2 separate regions of the Homo sapiens genome follow, and region 2 is linked to region 1. A link is an interaction called in ENCODE POLR2A ChIA-PET data of the cell type or tissue named here. Cell type or tissue: Caco-2. All regions are shown on one strand. Each heading gives the region's core, and the rest is flanking DNA. Links, peaks and the distances in the headings are about the cores only. Region 1 overlaps TDRD3 (tudor domain containing 3). Region 2 overlaps DIAPH3 (diaphanous related formin 3).

Region 1 (9,877 bases), core at 468-8,467:
TGCTCGGTAGAACTTTTCTTGAAAGGATGGTGTTCTGATTTTAAGAGGCCTTTCGTGTCAAGATTTTCAGGATTTGAAAACAATACAAAATTATGCGAAATTAGGCAGTTTCTGGAATTGCGGCCATTACGGTTGTAATCATCCCGTTTAATTCAGTAACGCTTTTCCCAGGCTTGCACAGGCACATTCTGGGATGAAGGGTAGGAACGGGGATGAAAAAGATTTGCAACGGCTCTCTGCAATTACTGCTTTAGGAGAAAGAGTGAGGCATTAAAAGACCAAACAAAACCAGGGGGAATAGTGATAAACCGTACGTACAGAGGAACAGATGAGTGCACTGTGGAATGGGAGGGAGAGTTACTTTCCTAAAGTGGACTTGGAAAGATGGTAAGGAAAAGGCTTTCTAGCACAGAGCTGCTGGAGATGACACAGGGAAGCGCTTATTGTTTTGCAGAACCTACACAAGATCTATATGGTTCGTGAAAGATGTGGATTTGATTTTGTGAATAAAGTTTTTGATCAGTAGAGGGATATAATCACAACTGTGCTTTGAAGAAGCCCCTCCTGATTTTAAAGGCACTTGTGTTATTATACACCCCATTTTACAGGTGAGGAGACTGAGGCAAAGAGCTGTTAAGTAACTTTCCCAAAATGACATAGCTAGAAAGTGGTGGAGTTGAATGTTGAGCACAGAGGGCCTGGCTCTGGGCCTGGTTCCTTTAACGCTTATGCGTTATTGTTGTTACAGTTTTTTCGCAGAACAGCATGGGCGTAAAAGATTGTAGAGTTAAAAACACTGTCTTCAGTTTTGTTTCTGTTCAATAGGAATCTCTTCTTTCAGTTTTTTTACCCACAAGGGTGTCCTGAATAATCTTGGATCCCTCTTTCATTTGCCTTTCTCCCCATTTCTCATTAGGTTGAGCGTTGATCCTTCACACTAGTAATATTTTCATTTACAAACTCAGTATTTTACTGCTTTCCAACATGACCCCCCCTCCTTTGGAAAGATTAGTCTCATTTTTTAGGTCCCGAACACGTGTTGACTTTGTTTTCTCTGGCCTCTTATGCTTTTCCAGGGCAGGGAAGTGAGTCTTATTTTTCTCCTTATCTGGATTGTCAAGAAATGCACCAGATTGTAGGTTCTCTGTAAAGTCTAATACAGTTGACCTTGGAATGCCCCTGCCAGTCAGAATTCTCTGGGCAGGGCCTCTGCAGAAGCTTAGGTAGAGTCCCACCCTGCTTCGTTATATTGTTATAAATCTTCAGCAATGTTATATTGTAGCATTTGCTACTTTATATTGCAACTTAACTGTTTATGTTTCTCCCACCTGTCTGTGCTGCTTCTGTATGGCAGTGACTCATAAAGGCAGTAGTAATCTGCGGGGCTAAAAACACTATCTTTCTAGGAATTGTGAGTTTCATGTAATTCCTGCTAGGTCTCGAACAGACTAGGCATGAGGATCTCCTAGGCTTTCAGGTGGCTTCTACTAGGTCTTTAATTGGGGACTTACTATGTTAAAATTTAGAATCACAAAGGTTTAAAGGCAGAAAAGAGCACTGGAGGGAAAATTTCTGACTGAAGGGCTTTCACCAACTCATTTTAGTTCTTATATCCTGAGTTTGCTCTTACACTTGGGGTTCTCTGTTAACTGTCACTGACAAACCATTTTTCTTAGTATTCAAATCTATGTACTTAGTTACTTGTAGAAGCTAAAAAGAAGTAGATGCTAAAACATGGACACACTATTGTTAAATCTGTTCTATAGGCTTCACCTAAAATAGCAGATTAGGGAAATATTTAGTGCTGAAAAGTTTACAATTCTGAAAATGTGATCTTCAGGGGGGTACAGAAGATCTATGTAGACCAATCTGTTCAAGTTTACATTATTTTTAAGCGCAGTTTTTTTCCTTCTTAAGGTTTTAATCTTCATTAGAACCCCTATAAAAATCAGTATTTTAAAATATAACTTCAAAAGTAGCTACCTGGCGGACTTAAAATAATTTTTGTTCTTCAATGGCCAGTAGCACACAAACTATTAGATTTTGCTGATTTGAACTTGAATGTTCCAGGGCTTTCTACAGAGTAGTGATAATGTTTAAATAATGCACTAAATGGTACCTTGTAAAGCTTAATTATATGCATGGAATAACTTCACGGGGAGAAGAAATTTGACTCTGAATTTATCTAGATAACAATTTTACTCACTCTGCATTTTTGTTTTCTCTCTTCAGAGGTTCATTCTCCTTTAGGATGATATCCCTGATCACTGTGAGTGGAAATATAAAATTCTACTCACAGGAGAAAGATTCAAAATGTTGATCTCTGGACATTTTGAATTTTTCTCTTCCATCTCCTCCTTTGTTTGTTTGTTTTTAACAGAAACCTGTCACGGGGTACCTAATCAGTTGTGTTTTTGTTTTTGAAAATGTATCTTCTGGCTGGGCGCAGTGGTGGCTCATGCCTGTAATCCCAGCACTTTGGGAGGCTAAGGCGGGTGGTCAGGAGTTGGAGACCAGCCTGGCAAAAATGGTGAAACCCCGTCTCTACTAAAAATACAAAAAAATTAGCCAGGCGTGGTGGCAGGCCCCTGTAATCCCAGCTACCTGGTGAGGCTGAGGCAGGAGAATCGCTTGAACCCAGGAGGCGGAGGTTGCAGTGAGTCGAGATTGCACCATTGCACTCCATCCTGGGCGACAGAGCGAGACTGTGTCTCAAAAAAAAAAAAAAAAGTGTCTTCCATGGAATTAATGTTGCATAGCTTAACTCTCTCTCTGTGCATATGAAGAAACTGAAGCACAGAGAGTTTCAATAATTTGCTCAGAGTTATAAATGGCAGAACCAAGAATAGAGCCCAGATGTCTAGAATAAAGATTCAGTACTCATTTCCACCAAAAATTAACAGAAGTGACCGCATCTAATTTAAATTATTGATCAAAAGTGACACATTTAAAAATTGAAAATTGGGTTGAAGCATTTTGTGGTGTGTAAATTTACTTTCCTAGTCCAGGAAAGATAAAGGGCTTATTCTGAGGGGTGATCCTATTAGAATCAAATAAATCTTTGCCTTGCAGTGAATCAACTAATTGTGTACTAGGCTTATCTGAAAATCTGGTAAATTCTGTATTTTTTAAGGTTTAAGAATACAGTTGGCCCTCCATATCTGTGGGTTCTGCACCCTTGGATTCAACCAGTCACAGATCTAAAATATTTGGAAAAATAAAAAAAAATAAAAATAACAATACAACAACAAAAATAATATGAATAAAAAATAAAATATAATTTTACATAGCATTTACACTGTATTAGGTATTTTAAGTAGTCTAGAGATGATTTCAGGTATGCAGGAGGATGTGTGTAGGTTATATGCAAATACTACACTACACTATTTTGTGTCAGGGACTTGAGCATCAGTAGACTTTGTTATCTGTAGGGGCCCTGGGACCAATCCCTTATGGATACTGAGGGATGACTGTATCTGAAAAAGTGGGACACTGTATTGTGTGTCTTTGCTTCTTTTACCCAGTAGTTTGAGTTGAAGACCCTTTAAGGTAGCATATGAAATAGCATTTCCATTTTGTTCTGAAAGAACATGTAGTCTTAGGAAGCCCAGTTTTCTAACACCCAGGTGTTAGCCATGGAGTACTCCAGGTTTTGTTTTGTTTGTTTGTTTTGAGGGCAGAGATGGGATGGAGAGGATAAACAAAGGTCTCCTTCTTACCTCTTGAATTTCACTTTCCCCTTTGGGGTTATCTCCATTTGATTATTGGTGCTATCACCATGCTAACATCCTCTGGCCCAAGTGCATACATAACTCCTTTCCCTTCATTTCACCTTTGAACAACTAAGAAAGCCTACAGCTTATTAAGGTCTTTGTCAAAATGTAGAACTGGAAAACAACCATGGGATAAATAGAAAAAAATAAGAAGCATAATGACAGTATAGGTTATAAAGTGATTATTGCACTCTTGTATTCAAGGGCCCACTCTATTCCACATTACTTTGAAGATAGCTACTACAAAGATGTGGAACAACTTCAGGATATTTTGCTGGAATTTCTAATTCCTAGTTTTTGACCTGTCCACAGATGAAGGGCTTCTTTTCACATTCCATTACATAGAGGCTTCTTCTCAAACACATTAATGATCATGACTAAGAAATTCAGATACCCAGCCTGCAGCCACTGCTGTGCCTTTGTTTGTTTGGTTCTAGTTTTCTTAGAGACACACCTTTTTTCCAGGAGATTGCTGGTGAATGATCTCACTCTTCAGATGAGAAACATTGTGTAGCAGCATCAGTACAACCTCTGCAGTAGCAGTAATGTAATTATACCTTCTTATACTAGTGGTAATAGACATAAAATATGAGTTTATGCATATAATAAGAGGGTATTAGAAGTTTTGCTCCCTCACCATTCCAGTACATCTCTTAGAAATAGGTAAATATTTGTAGAGAATATTGGTAGTTCTTTATAAGGTTTAATATTAAGTGCAGGGTTTTTAAAATCTAGAATTATGATATACCTTTAATTACCATGCTTCATGGCCTTTAAAGTAAGTCACATGTACAAGACAGGCAGATATAAATAGCTTGGTATACTCTTTTGGAAAGGATTCGAATCATTAAAACACTTTTTTAGATGCTGAAGAACATTAGAGGAAACCAATTGCTTTTTTTTTTTTTTTTTTTTTTTGAGACGGAGTTTCACTCTTGTTGCCCAGGCTAGAGTGCAATGGCGCGATCTTGGTTCGTCGCAACCTCCACCTCCCAGGTTCTCCTGCCTCAGCCTCCCAAGTAGGTAGGATTACAGGCATGCGCCACCACGCCTGGCTAGCCAATTGCTTTTTAATCAGATTTTAGTGGAGCTTATTGGAGACATCCTTCTATTTTGAAATATTTTCTATTTCTTTAATGAACATTTGTAACTATCTCTTTGGCTTATATTGTTTGTGAAATGAAAATGTTCAAAGGTAATAAGCCTTGCCGACTTTCTGTCTCAAAATATGTTACATATTGCTTTACAGCTTCTGCTGATACTGTAAACTGCGAAAAATGACTGGATGTTTTGTTAAACTGTGCAAGTGTTCAGGTTTCAAGGTGCTGTTTGCAGTGATTTTTTTTTTTTTTCTGGTGACTAACCTATAAATCTAGTTTCAACTGCCTGTAGACTTGACTGCCTTAAGCATAAAGGGGGTATAAAAAGAAACTTGCTACCTCAGCAGGTTGAAAATAATTTTCTCCTTTCATACAGCAGCATTTGCTAAATCAACTAAAATTGCATAGTAACATTTTAAGAACCATAAAAATATGACTATATCAACTTTTTTGGCTTATGTTTTCTCCTTTTGACAAAAGAATATTGGCATTTTGACTTATCATGTTTCAGTTAAGTGCCATCAGTCTAGAAATTCATTCTTTCTGAAAGGTCTAGGATATAGAAGTAGCCGAAGAACAGTATTGCCAGATAAATTTTGGAAGAAGAATACTGAATGCCCAGAAATTTTCATGTAAAAATTTGAGAAACACTTGTGAAGTCATAGCACAGCAAAGAAAAGCAAACAAGATGGGGCAAAAATGTATGGTAATAATGTAAAGTATTAAGAAGGGTGTGAAATCAAAGACACTGATAGCAGAAAAGAAACAGGTTGGTGATGGACAAAAGGAGGAAAGAACTGCATAGACAGAGAGCCTATATGTACCATAGCACTGGAACTCCAATAGGATTCACATCTCTATTGGATGGATGTGAGTGTGTGTATGTACTTTTCACATGTAGTACAATTTTATGGCCTTAAAAGTAGAGACAAATAGCAGTATAGTGCTCTTGAATTATAATATCTTTACAATAATAAGTAAGGCATATACAGAGAAATATGTAACTCTATACAATAATATGTGCACTGAAATACATTTAGTAAATATTTATACCTCCTGTACACAAAGCACTGTGTTGCTGAGCTATGATGTACAAGACAGGCAGAATTTAAACATGATATACACTGTTATTTTACTTGCAAGATTTTGTTGAAACACATCTGAGAGCAGTTAACCCAGACTTGGGAAGGTTGGAAGCCTTTCCAGTACTGATGATGTATAAGCAAGGTTTTTGTATATGTCTTCTTTAAATATCATGTCTTGTGCTCTTTGGCTAAGGAAAAAACAAGGCACTGTATATGTTTTCTTTAAATATTGTGTCTTCTGATATTTGGCTAAGGAAAAAACAAGGCACATTCATCAATGCACTCATTCAACAAATAATTCGTTTTTGTTGTTGTTGTTGGTTTGTTTGCTTTTTTTTTTTTTTTTTGAGACGGAGTCTCGCTCTGTCACCCAGGCTGGAGTGCAGTGGCGGGATCTCGGCTCACTGCAAGCTCCGCCTCCCGGGTTCACGCCATTCTCCTGCCTCAGCCTCCCAAGTAGCTGGGACTACAGGCGCCCGCCACTACGCCCGGCTAATTTTTTGTATTTTTAGTAGAGACGGGGTTTCACCGTTTTAGCCGGGATGGTCTCGATCTCCTGACCTCGTGATCCGCCCGCCTCGGCCTCCCAAAGTGCTGGGATTACAGGCGTGAGCCACCGCGCCCGGCCCTGTTTGCTTTTTGAGACAGAGTCTCACTCTGTTGCCCAGGCTGGAGTGCAGTGGCATGATCTTGGCTCACTGTAACCTCCACCTCCCAGGTTCAAGAGATTCTTCTGCCTCAGCCTCCTGAGTAGCTGGGATTACAGGTGCCCACCACCACACCCAGCTAATTTTTGTATTCTTAGTTGATATGGTTTGGTTCTGCGTCCTCACCCAGATCTCATCTTGTAGCTCCCATAATCCCCACATGTTGTGGGAAGGACCTGGTGGGAGATGATTGAATTATGGGGATGGGTCTTTCCCATGCTGTTCTCGTGATAGTGAATGGGTCTCACAAGATCTGATGGTTTTAAAAATGGGAGGTGCCCTGCACAAGCTCTCTTTTTGCCTGCTGCCATTCACATAAGATGTGGCTTGTCCCTCTTTGCCATCTGCCATGATTGTGAGGCCTCCCCAGCCATGTGGAACTGTTAAGTCCAATAAATGTCTTTCTTTTGTAAATTGCCCGGTCTCAGGTATGTCTTTATCAGCAGCATGAAAAAGGACTATTAGAGACAGGGTTTCACCATGTTGGCCAGGCTGGTCTTGAACTCCTGACCTCAAGTGATCTACCTGTCCCGGCCTCCCAGAGTCCTGGGATTACAGATGTGAGCCACAGTGTCCAGCCTCAACAAATAATTCTTAAACAGCATATTGTGGCAGGCACTTTCTTAGTATAGTCAGATATAGTCTTATAGAAAAAAAACCCATTAATTACATATTCAAACATACTGCATCTATAAAGAATACTAGAGAGGAGAAGAGACATCATTCCAAATGCATGTACTAAGGGGGAATTAGCCTTTTCATGGTGGTCAGAGAATAGCAGAATTACTAAAGGGGAGTTCGTGTTTTCATGGTGGTCAGAGAATGCTATCCTGAGATCTGGAGAATGAGTGGTAACTGACTAAGTGAGGGGAGCACAGCATCTGCAAAAGTCATAGGGCACTAGGGAGCATGGTGAATACAAACATCTGAAGGACCTGGGTGGCTAGAGGGCAAGACAGAGGGACAGTGTAGTGAGATGGAATTAGGAGCTACCTAGGGACAGGTCACATAGCTTGGACCTTGTTGGCCATGTTAGGATTTATTTTTATTTTGAAGGCAATAGGAATCAGTTGAATAGTTTTAATCATGATGTGAGGGTTATGGTGGGAATAACATCATGGTTTTGAAGTATCCTTGGACTGAAGAAAATGGAGCTGGGCAGGACTATGAAATAGATGGTGATGGTTGAGATAGAGAGCAGCAGATCGACTTGACAGATATTTGGAAGGTAAATGGACAGGACTTTTTGACAGATTGGACATGAATGTGACACAGGAGTTGTTAAAGGCTTGATTTCTAGGTTTTGGACTTGTATCCTCAAATCAATTACAATTCAGTTAGGGACTGTTAGAAGACGGTCGCATTTTTGGGGGTTGGGTCATGAGTTAAGTTGGTCATTACTTGAGTGTGAGGTCCCTTTAAGTCATCTAAAATAAGATGTTAGGCATTAGGAAATACCAATCTTGCACTCAGAAGAGAAGACTGGGCTAGAGATAAATTTGGAGTCATTCCAGTATAGGTGGTGATTGAAATGGTGCATGGATAAGATCATCTAAGGCTGCAGCTGTCCGGTATGGTGGACATTAGACAAATATGGCTACTGATCACTTGAAATATGTCTAGTCTAAATTCAGATGTGCTATAAATGTAAAATACGCACTGAATTTGGAAGACAGTACTAAAAATGAGTGTAAGGATCTCAGTAATTTTTATATTGATCATACTTTAAAATATATTTTGTTAAAATAATTATTAAATTAATTTCACCTGTTTTTACTTTTTAAAATATGGCTACAAGACAATTTAAAATTACATATGTGGACATTATATTTGTTGGACAGTACTGATGTAAGAACCAAGCTTTGAGTAAGAGGCTAGGTTCAAGTACTGAGAAATTTTAGCATTTTTAGAGGAGAATTAGCCTTTAAGGACCTGCTAGTTAGGGGAAAAAGCTTTAGAATGCATTATAAAGTCATTGAGTTTTCTAAGAACAGAAAATGGACATATCTTTTGGAGTTCTTTGATAAGACTATTTGATATGGTCACTGTTAGTTTATTGACTTGCTGATATTGGAGACTCAGAGCACCTTTTAAAACACTCTTTATAAATTTAGATATCTGAAAGTCTTTTAAAAAATTCCCCACAATCTTTCCCCAAATTCCTCTAAATATATAAAATACAAATAAAATTTAGCTGCAGCTTTTCAGAAGGCAGTCTGTCATGGATATTACATGAAGATGTTAAGAAAACAAAATTTTATTTTATTAAATTTCTAAGTGGGACCATGAAGAGTTTAAAAATTAATAAAGGTGGATTTTGTAAAATACCTAATGTGAAATAATAAATGTAAGTATTGATGGAAAAACTTGCTAAATAAATTAAGCCAGTATTTTATAATGAATTTGGAATTGACTCAGTTCAAGCTTTGTTTTGAGAGAGAAATAGGGACATATGTTAAGTTTAGGTGTCCATAACATTGATAGTTTGATTGATGCCTTATGACTTTGTAAGCTTCTGTAAGGGAAAGATCAAGTCTTCATATTTTTGTAGTATTCCAAGCATTTAGCACGATGTAAGGTGCACAGTAGACACTTAAATACTTGTGGAATGAATGTTACTCTCATCTTAGTTGGTCTTGGTATCATTCATCATTTTGCTTTTGTGTCCTCAAGGGACATGAAACTTCTTCAAGCTTTTTGTAGAGTAGAAAATTGTTATTTCTGAAATGAATGTTGTGAAATTTAAACAAAATGTTATGAAAAATGTGATCTCCTCAGAAATGCAGGAAATAGCCTGTTATAGAAAGCTTTCTCTATTTGTTGATATTTTCTACCTTGTTTATAGAATTCAACTGTTAAGAGATATAACTAGTGATAATGAAGATAATACACTTAAAGGTATATGTTTGTATTTAGTTAGAAGAAAAGTTTGAAATATGTTGATAACATTTCTTTGCCCGAGACAACCAGCTGTCTCTTTAGGGTCTTTGAAATGTTCTGTTTCAAGGTAATATTAGTAGAAACTGTTTTCAGAACTATTTCTTTCACATTTGATGTTTTATGAGATAGCAACAAATTCTTTTCTTTTTGATATTTCAGAATTGCTTACAGCTTAGCACTTCAGTGATATGGTGTGGCTGTGTTCCGACCCAAATCTCAACTTGAATTGTTTCTCCCAGAATTCCCATGTGTTGTGGGAGGGACCCAGCGGG
Region 2 (9,877 bases), core at 1,240-9,239, 560 kb before region 1:
TTTTAATAATGCATTGTAGTAATATTTTATTACAACACAAAAGATATCAGTCTGTAATTTCATAAAATGGTTTGCAAAGCAACTCAACATTACTTTCAGGAAATAAAAGTTTATTACTTCAGTTACTCATTAGAGATTAAGCTACAAAGTTAGTGATAATAAAGATAATTGAATACAAAAGAAACCTTAAACAGGACACAAGCCTCATGCTATTAATTATATATGTGTGTGTGTGTGTGTGTGTATGTATATACACACATACATACCGATTTATTTGGGTTAGGAAAATATCAATACAAGTAGTGACTATAATAAACTCCATTTTGATTTTATAACCATCTAGTATTTCTAAAGGAAATATTAAATTTTATGGAGCACAAACTAATTTATAATATATGCCAATTCTTGAAGTTAAGCTGACTAGTTAAACACGTTTATGAAGTCTTGTATCTGCTTCCTCAGACATTTCAAAGGTATCTAAATCACATCATGAGTTTAGAGTCAAACTTCCTCAACCTGAGTTTTAATATCCTTTCAATTCATCATGTACATCAGAAGGAAATAAGGTATATGACAGGGAAAAGATGAGAGAACATACTATTATCTAAGCTGATAAAAAGGAAAAAAATAGAAATTAATGATCATACATTTGTGGGTGGGCGTGGTGGCTCACGCCTATAATCCCAGCACTTTGGGAGGCTGAGGCTGGCAGATCACTTGAGGTCAGGAGGTCGATACCAGTCTGGCGAATATGGTGAAACCCTGTCTCTACTAAAAATACAAAAAAATTAGCTGGGCATGGTGGTGCGTGCCTGTAGGCCCAGCTACTTGAGAGACTGAGGCAGGAGAATTGCTTGAACTTGGGAAGCAGAGGTTGCAGTGAGCCAAGATCATGCCACCGCACTCCAGCCTGGGTTTCAAAAAATAAATAAATAAATAAATAAACAAACAGACAGACAGACAGACATTTGTGTATTATTCATGATTGACAGACACTTTGATAAATTTCCCTGCAAGAAGGCAAAGGTTAAACTTTCTGTAATTTGGCACTACAGAATGATCTCTGGTTACACAAAGACATCTAAAATATTAAATAAATTGTATCTCTAGTTGACTAGTGACTTAAGTTATTTAGCTATCAAAAGGATATGGACATCTTTGTCACAAACTTGTCATGCAAGTCCTCAGGAGGGGGAAAGGTTTCCAATTCCTTCTCAAGCTGTTGAAGCTGCCTTCCCATCTGCCTCAAATTCTTTTCCAGCGTTTCTACAGAGACTAAAAGAGAGTATATTAAATGCCCGGAAAGGACAAAATTATAATATATAAAAGGTAAGACACCCTAGAAACAAAACATTCATGAAAACAACTCACAATAATGTAAGAAAATTCATTATAAAATAAAAATAAATTTCACTTTTAACCTTTCAATTTAAAATCTAGTTATAAAAGAAATTCAGTAAGACAGTCTTTAAAACGTAAGACAAAATTTAAGAAATGCTCACACACACAAATAAACCACACTTCAGAAATAAGTTTCATTAGAATTCTTGACCATTGGAAATACTACAAAATCATCAGTCTATTCAGAGACAAAAAGAAAACATTTTTTAAAATTGGACTGATTTAAATATAATTTGAACATTTTTCAAAATCATCTCTTGACAGGGAACAGTGAGTAGATGGGAAAGATGGGGAAAAGTGTTTTTTATTGTCCAAGCTTATCTACAATGGGAAAGAAAAGGTATCAGAGGCTACTTATAATGACAAATGTCAAGCTTTCTTTGCTGATATCCTGAACACAATTTGTGTTTATTATCTAATAATATTTTTCCTTCTTTGACTTAAAGTGGCTCTCACGGTACACATGAAGAAGAAATGGTAAACCAGGGCACTGTGTCACTATGAGAATATACTAGCCACCCAGCAGAACAGACATTAAGGATCATTTCTGAAAATCTTTTCATAGTCAATTTTATATGACACCAGGAAAAAGATTTAATAGTGCAAAAAGAAGATAGAGTGACCTAAACCAACTTTTAAAATATTTGCTTTAGGTACAAATGAATTCTAGGTTAAAAAAAAATCTATTGTTTTTGTTCAATGTGAACTATATAAAATGATGTTTAAAGAATGAATACAGTAATTCAAGGTAATCTGCCATTCTTAGGATTTGAATTAATCCTGAAGGATTTGAATTAATCCTGAAGAATGGGTGCAATTCAAGTTTTATCTATAAGGATAGGAATATCCTTGGAAGCAATCTAAATGCCCAACAAAATGAAACTGAGTTGTTTTTTTTTTAATTTTAGCTTGGTTCAAAAGAATAAAATAGTAAGGAGACATTAAAAATAATGTGTAAGAATATGAAATGGTGTTTTATTGTTTTTTTAACCTGGTTGTACAGAAAATAACATTTGGTATTCTGACATTAACAGCTTTTAATAAAACCTAAATGTATTTTCTTATTTTAAAAAATTAGCAATCTAATTCTCAGATGCAACGTTTAAGGAGTCCAATGATTGAACTCTTCCGAGAACCACATATAATACTTGTTTGTGCTTGAAGAGTGATGGTACTTTAACTGTTTGCTCCCACTATGATGAAGCTAGTCTGGATTTACACTCATGCATATTTTCTCAGTAGGTTTTTTTTTTCCTTCTCACGTATTCCCTTTCTGTGATACTTTGAATTTACACACTAAATGCTATAATAATACACACTATTATCTGAGTCATTGTCTCAAATTTAAGAATCACATATTCTTACCTTTTTAACTATTTAAATTATTCCAATACCTTGCTGTGCATTGCTCATAGTGGTAACATATATTTCCTATGTTATACTCTTTCATTTTTATGTCTGCTTGTCAATTATCCACAACCAAGATTCTATTTGATTAGGCCAATGGTGTTTCATTTACTCTTCCCGTTTCCAACTTTTTTCTTTGCTTCTTTCAAAGTTCTCTATCTGCATTACATAAGAGATTCCTTTTGCTCTCCTAGTCTATTTGATCTCTCCCTTAAAGTCTCATTAGCATTTCCTCTATCATTTTTCAAGAACTCTTACAGGTGGTTCAGTCACTTTTTATACTTCCTAAAACTCTGCAACTTCTGACTAAATAAAGGTTCAAAAGCAAGCTGGGCATGGTGATGCACATCTGTAATCCTAGCACTTTAGGAGCTGAGGTAGGAGGATCAACTTGAAGCCAGGAGTTCAAGACCAGCCTGGACAACAACAAGACTCTGTGCCTCCAAAAATTAAAAAAAAAAAATTAGCCAGCCATGGTGGCATGTGCCTGTAGTCCCAGCTAATATGGAGGCTGAGGTGGGAAAATTGCTTGATCCCAGAAGTTTGAAGCTACAGTGACCAGTCATGGCACCAATGCACCACAGCCTGAGTGACAGAGCAAGACCCTGTCTCTTTTATTAAGTAAATACATGCTCAGAAATGTTTATAAGCCATACATCTACTTTGTGCTATAAATTAGGTTCAAAAAAGTAGTGTATTAGTAGTATAATGGTAGCAGTAATTGTTATATTAGTAGCAGTGACAATAAAAATAATAGTAATGGTAATAACAACATCTAAAATGTGGTAAGTGTTTATGTATGTCAGGTACCGTCTTAAGTGTTTTCTATTAATTAACTCATGCAATCCTCACCAGAACATCATGAAGTAGGCATTATTATTATTCCTATTTTACAGATGAGGAAACTGGAGCTCAGTAGGTAAGTAAAAAGGTCAAATTAAAAATTGGTGAAGCTAGAATTTGAATTCAAGCAGTTTCATTCCAGACCTTATTTTTAACCACTGTGTTATATATAAATTATTATAGAAATTACCATTTTGTTTTCATAACCCCTGTCAGTAACATTTAAATAAACAGATATAATTTTCACATAATAAGGGGTTTCTTGTACATTCTTGCCCATTGCAATCACAAGCAATCCATATTCCCTGCCTAAACCCAGGGAATATATGCCTAAGCATTCTGGATGGACGGGTGAGTGTGCAGTTATATATATATAACTTTTTATATATGTATTTATTTTTAAGTACTATATATATTAAAGTGGTATCTCACCTTGAACAAAACCACATACTTAAAATACTTAGTCTGCTCAACCAATTTTATTATGCACACATGTCAAATTAGCAAAAGATCTAGAGAACAGACCAATAGGTCTGAGGGACTCCCATATGAGAAAAAGCACAGGGCAAATGTTGGGAGGGAACATAGATTGTTTGATTTTTTCTCTGACACCAAATACATTGTTCCAACACCAATCAATTGTCTAATTCTCCAATACCAACTGGGTGTCCTACAATTGGAGTTAGTGCAGACTCCATAAGTTAAGGAGAAAATCCTTCAATTCCGATACTAACTACCCAGATTTAGTGTCAGGCTGTACAGGTAGAAGGGCTCACTCCCACAAAACTACCCTCATTTCAGATGCCAGTTGCCAGTCTAGAGGACCACTCTAGACTGACTCGCTATAAATCTGGGGATTCCCAAAACTCCCTTCCCTGAAGTTCCACAATTCACTAGAATGACTCACAGAAATCAGGAAAGCACTATACTTATGATTGTAGCTTTATTATGAAGGACACAACCCATGAACAACCAAACGGAAGAGAGGTACAGGACAAGGAATGGTGGGACGGGGGTGGTGCACAGTTTCACTGCCCTTCCAGCACTTCCACCCTCCAAGCACATCCATGTGTTACCAACCCAGAAGCTCCCCCAACCTCTTTCAGTCTTTATTGAAGCCTCATTACAAAGGCACTATTGATTAAATCACTGGCATTTGTGATTGAGCTCAATCTTCAGCCCCTCTCGCACCCATACATTGGGTATAAGCCCACAGTTCTAACCCTTTAATCGTATGTTTACTACTTCTAGAAACCAGTCTTCATCCTGAAGCTATACCCCTACCTGTCTTTAGTCACTACATTAACATACAAAATATGTGTCACTCAGGAAATTCCAAAACTTCTAGGAGCTTCGTGTCAGGAACCAGGGGGCAAAGACCAAATATTTACTTTTCATTGTACCGTATGGATATAGAAGTACATGTCTGGTCAGAGGGCAGAATTCCAGTAGGGAGGTGTAAGAGAAGCACATTTTTGGCTCATTCTCAGAGGTGCCTAAAGTCTAGGCTGCCCTCAGAGGAAGCCAGCTACTGGTAACTGAAGATAGAGCTACCCCAATGAGTGAGTGCTTCTCAGCTAGGTGGGAGAGGGACTTAGTCCACTGGATAAAAGGCCTGTGACTTTTCCAATTCTGTGGTTGTCAGTGGGTCAGGAACTATGCTCTTTATGATTGGAAGCAATTTCTCCTGGGCTTGATTTCCACATTAGTGAAATGAGAAGGATCTCACCGCGTATTTTTACCTCACAGACATTTCATAAAGAGTAAGCAAGCTATCTTCAAAAAAATAAAATGGTTCTTGAGGCTACTCTACAGATGCAAATCTCACTAAGCCATTTCTTGTGCTTCACCAGAAGTCTCTGATTATTTGCACATTATTTGCACATTATGGTTAAGCAGATTTAAATGTAATTGACCAACCTCTCACTTGGTTTTTAAATAAGGACCAACACACACTTGGAAGAAAGAAAGCAGCGTGAGAATTCTGGGCTAAGAAAATGTATGCCATCTGATGGGTAAAACTAAAGAGCATTTTAAGAATTCCCTTGCTGTATTTATAAGTCGGATCTGAATAATGGGAACACATGGACACAGGGAGGGGAACAACACACAGTGGAGCCTGTATGAGTGGCGGGCAGGAGGAGGGAGAGAATCAGGAAAAATAGCTAATGCATGGCAGGCTTAATACCTAGGTAATGGGTTTATAGATGCAGCAAACCACCATGGCATACGTTTACCTATGTAACAAACCTGCACATCCTACACATATATCCCAGAACTTAAAAAAAAAAAAAAAGAATTCCCTTGGTGTTTTTATTTTTTCAGCAATTATTCTATTTCTATAGACAATTCTTGTATGTATCTTCAAACATAATTTTAGCCACATTTTTCACATGTATCAGGTTCTTTGAGGTCAGGAACTATATTTTATGTCTTAAAAATCTTAACTATATCCAGATCACGAGGTCAGGACATCGAGACCATCCTAGCTAACACGGGGAAACCCCGTCTCTACTAAAAATATAAAAAATTAGCCAGGCGTGGTGGCGAGCGCCTGTAGTCCCACCTACTCAGGAGGTTGAGGCAGGAGAATGGCATGAACCCGGGAGGCAAAGCTTGCAGTGAGCTGAGATCGCGCCACTGCACTCCAGCCTGGGTGACGGAGCGAGACTCCATCCCAAAAAAAAAAAAAAGGAAAAAACAAAACAAAACAAAAACTATATCAGGGAGTATTAAATTGTACACTCTTAAAGAATTTTTAATTTACTGGTGTCTCTGTATGTGACCTATGTGTGAATTTTATCTTTCAATCTTCTCACCAAGAAATTAATCATATTTTTTGTATTCCTGTTCATTCTTTGGAAGAAAACTAACAAAACAGAGCCATCATCAAACAGAGCTAGCTAGACAATTTTGACTTTTGCATTTTCCTCAGTTAACATTCCACCAGATGACATCTCTCAGTCACTTCAGACATCATGTGTCTCTATCTCCAACCTGCTCCCTATGTGTAATCTCCATACCACAGAAGGCAAAAGGACCATAAATCCCATTTCTTGTGCTAGAAACCTGCTGGTCTTGACCCTTTCCTCTCTTGCAATTCTCAGATTCAAACAATCATGACACTCAGGCATTTTACTTGACAAATAGTACTTAATTCCTTCCTGACTTAACACCTTTTTTTCTTTCTCTTTTTTTTTGAGACACCATTTTTTTCCTTTTTCCTTTTTTTTCTTTTTGAGATGGAGTCTCACTCTGTTGCCCAGGCTGGAGTGCACTGGTGTGATCTCGGCTCACTGCAAACTCCGCCTCCTGGGTTCAAGCAATTCTCCTGCCTCAGTCTCCTGAGTAGCTAGGATTATAGGCATAAACCACCACCTGGCTTATTTTTGTATTTTTAGTAGAGACGGGGTTTCACCATGTTAGTCAGGCTGGTCTTGAACTCCTGACCTCATGATCTGCCTGCCTTGGACTCCCAAAGTGTTGGAATTACAGGTGTGAGCCACCGCGCCTGGCTGACTTAACACTTTTAAAGTCATAGGGAACCCTTTTGTCTTCTCTGATCTCTGGTCTCCTACAGTTTTTCTCCAGCGTCATTTTCACACTGTGCATAGGGGTTTCCAGACAATCAGTAAAGCTGCCCCTTTCCTGTTCAATGCATGTCAGTAAACTGGTTACATAACATCTGAGTTCCTAAACAAAGCCCCACCTACAACCTGGGGTGCTCTACTTCATATCCTGCCAAATATTCATCTCCAAAATACATACTGCTTATAGTTCCCCTGCCCATATCCCTCTTCATCTAATCTGTACCTGATCCTGGAAATAATGTGTGTCTATCTGCCTTGTGCACTTCACCCCTGGGTCATAACCATTCATAATTTACAAGGAATCAAAAACTACAGCAAGTACACAGGTAAAGTGCCCTTTCTCCCAATCACAACTAGTAATTATCTCTATCTTTGCAATTACTACTCTCTATTTACATTTATCTTTTTATCTGTCTTCCTCTCCCAAATGGCTGGGAATTCCTTAAGATAAGACACCATTCATCTTTGTATTTTCGTTACAAAACATATTGCAGATACCCAAATGTTTGCTGAAGGAATGGGTTTTGGATTTAACTTTAACCTCGCCAGATAAGAGCGTTAAAAATGAAACAGGAAAATATAACAGATTAAATATCCCAGACATTAAAATCAAAGACACAGGCTTTCCTCCAAGTGTCTTATTATTATGATAATTATACACCAGAGGTGTTAAAGAAGCTTTAGAGTAAAAGTTAAAATCGAAACTATAAATATTTAAGTTTAAAGCAGTCATGAATACATGCTTTTTATAACACCATGGCCTCTATGATTTACTAGATTAAGATTTCAAGTAAGAAAGGAGAGGTTACATAATCTTTGTAATTAAAAAAAAAAATCCTCTATGAATATCTCCTGGAGGTGTTGGTCATTATTTCATAATAAGCTTACTAAAAAATGCCACACTCACTCTTACACATCATGATACAATCCAGGGAAATTGATTTCTTTAAGGAAAGCTTAAAGAACAACTTATTACCATAGACAATTTAAACATGCAAACTAAATCAAACCTTCCTACACTCATAGAATCAATTGTTTCATGTGCAAAATTATTTAGTTTCAGGCTCCAAGCAATATATTTCTTCCTAGACAACTGTAATAATAAAAGCATTTTATAAAGCTATAGCAACATTTTATAAATGCAAGTTAAAATAATAAAATTGTATGGACAAGGTGGTCCAAAACAAACCTCAGTAGTATAAAAAAAAATCTTGACTATTAAGTAGGTCTACAACAAAACCTAAATTCTAGAATACCATTATAAAATCCATTACATGACAAAAAGATACAAAACTAAAACAATACTGAAAAAAAATCAAAGTAAAAATAAATTGTAGCTTAGTTCGTAACAGGCAAAGATAAATTGAAAGAAACTGTGCTGCCGGGTGCAGTGGTTCACTCCTGTAATCTCAGCACTTTGGGAGGCTGAGGTGAGAGGATCACTTGAGGCCAGGGGTTTGAGACCAGACTGGGCAACACAGTGAAACCCCATCTCTATAAATTTTTTTAAAAAGATTAGCCAGGGGTAGTGGTGCCTGCCTATACTCCTAGTTACCCAGGAGGCTGAGGCAGGAAGATAGCTTGAGCCCAGGAATTTGAAGTTACAGTAAGCAATGATTGCATCACTGCACTCCAACCTGGGCGACAGAGGGAGATCTTGTCTCAAAAAAAAGAAAGACAAAGGAGCAATGCTAAGTGAACAGCCAGTCATCCTCATCAAGTAGTTGTACCTTCCTTGACTTACCTGACTCAGATCTTCTTTCTTCCCATTGTTCTGATTCTTGATGGAACCCCAGGTAATAACAAATGGAATTTGCATTCCTTAATTAATTTACTATACTGTATGCAATGATGGTTTAATTTTTGTTGTTTTTACATAATACTGCAAGAGAAATGCCTTCATCTGCTATGGAACATGGAAAGAAGAAAGGGAGAAGGCAAGTAGAGGAAATGAATACAACCAATTAAAGGCCCCCAGTCAATTCTGTTGAGCTATTTCATCCCCTGAAAGAAAGAGCCAGCCCTGTCCTTTACAAGTACAAAGAGGGTATTAAAGGCGGCAGCCTTTTAGAAGAGAAAGTGTATTAGTGGGAGAAGCCCATCTCAAAGGAAATCATGTTTACCTATAAGATTTCAGAATTCCCTTAGATAAGATGTTCAAAACCATGGTATAAATATTACATAAGAGGTGCATAACAGAAATGTTTAATAACAATATTCAAAATGTTCCCTTAGTATAATGGTTCTGTGTACATGTACATGGGAGGGCAATTTTACTGCTTTTTACTTTGTCACAGGGGAAATGTTAAGCACAGACTGACTGACTTTCAAGTAAGACTAGTTTTCACTTGCTGCTATTGGAGACCAGGTCAGCCTCACAATTCCAAGATTGTGTATTAGCTGGACTTCAAAAAAGTCCAAATTTTTTCTCAAGCCTAGATCCTTCCCCTGAACTCCAATGGCCTATTTGGACATGTTTCCTTAATATTTAGCTGGCACCTTAAACTCACTTTTCCAATTAGAATTTATCTTCCTCCTTGACTTGCCCCTACATCGCAGTAAATCATTAGTTTTTATAACTCTTTTCTCTTTCATGCCGCACACATCTAACCATAGAGCGCATCTTGCTGGTTCTA

Evidence for each region. ChIA-PET counts read pairs that join two places held together with the same protein. Peaks named below come from ENCODE experiments on the same cell type or tissue, not always from the same donor. Only the 100,000 strongest peaks of a DNase experiment are listed, where the experiment ranks them.
Region 2: POLR2A ChIA-PET joins it to region 1 with 13 read pairs; 2 of 35 experiments call an interaction of 5 or more read pairs at or near these places.

What each region holds. Positions count from the first base shown.
Region 1 is chr13:60,398,024-60,407,900 of GRCh38, forward strand. All of the region lies in intron 1 of TDRD3 (tudor domain containing 3), which reads left to right. Among named protein-coding and RNA genes, the nearest start is that of TDRD3, 5.7 kb to the left of the region's middle. RefSeq lists an enhancer at 1-48. In Caco-2, for the core only: no CTCF peak of the experiment used is centred there; no DNase peak of the experiment used is centred there; H3K4me3 peaks cover 614 bases.
Region 2 is chr13:59,838,174-59,848,050 of GRCh38, forward strand. DIAPH3 (diaphanous related formin 3) reads right to left here. Exons shown (of 28, transcript NM_001042517.2): 23 at 1,151-1,275. Among named protein-coding and RNA genes, the nearest start is that of DIAPH3-AS1, 170 kb to the right of the region's middle. In Caco-2, for the core only: no CTCF peak of the experiment used is centred there; DNase peaks (open chromatin) are centred at 5,128, 7,408 and 8,848.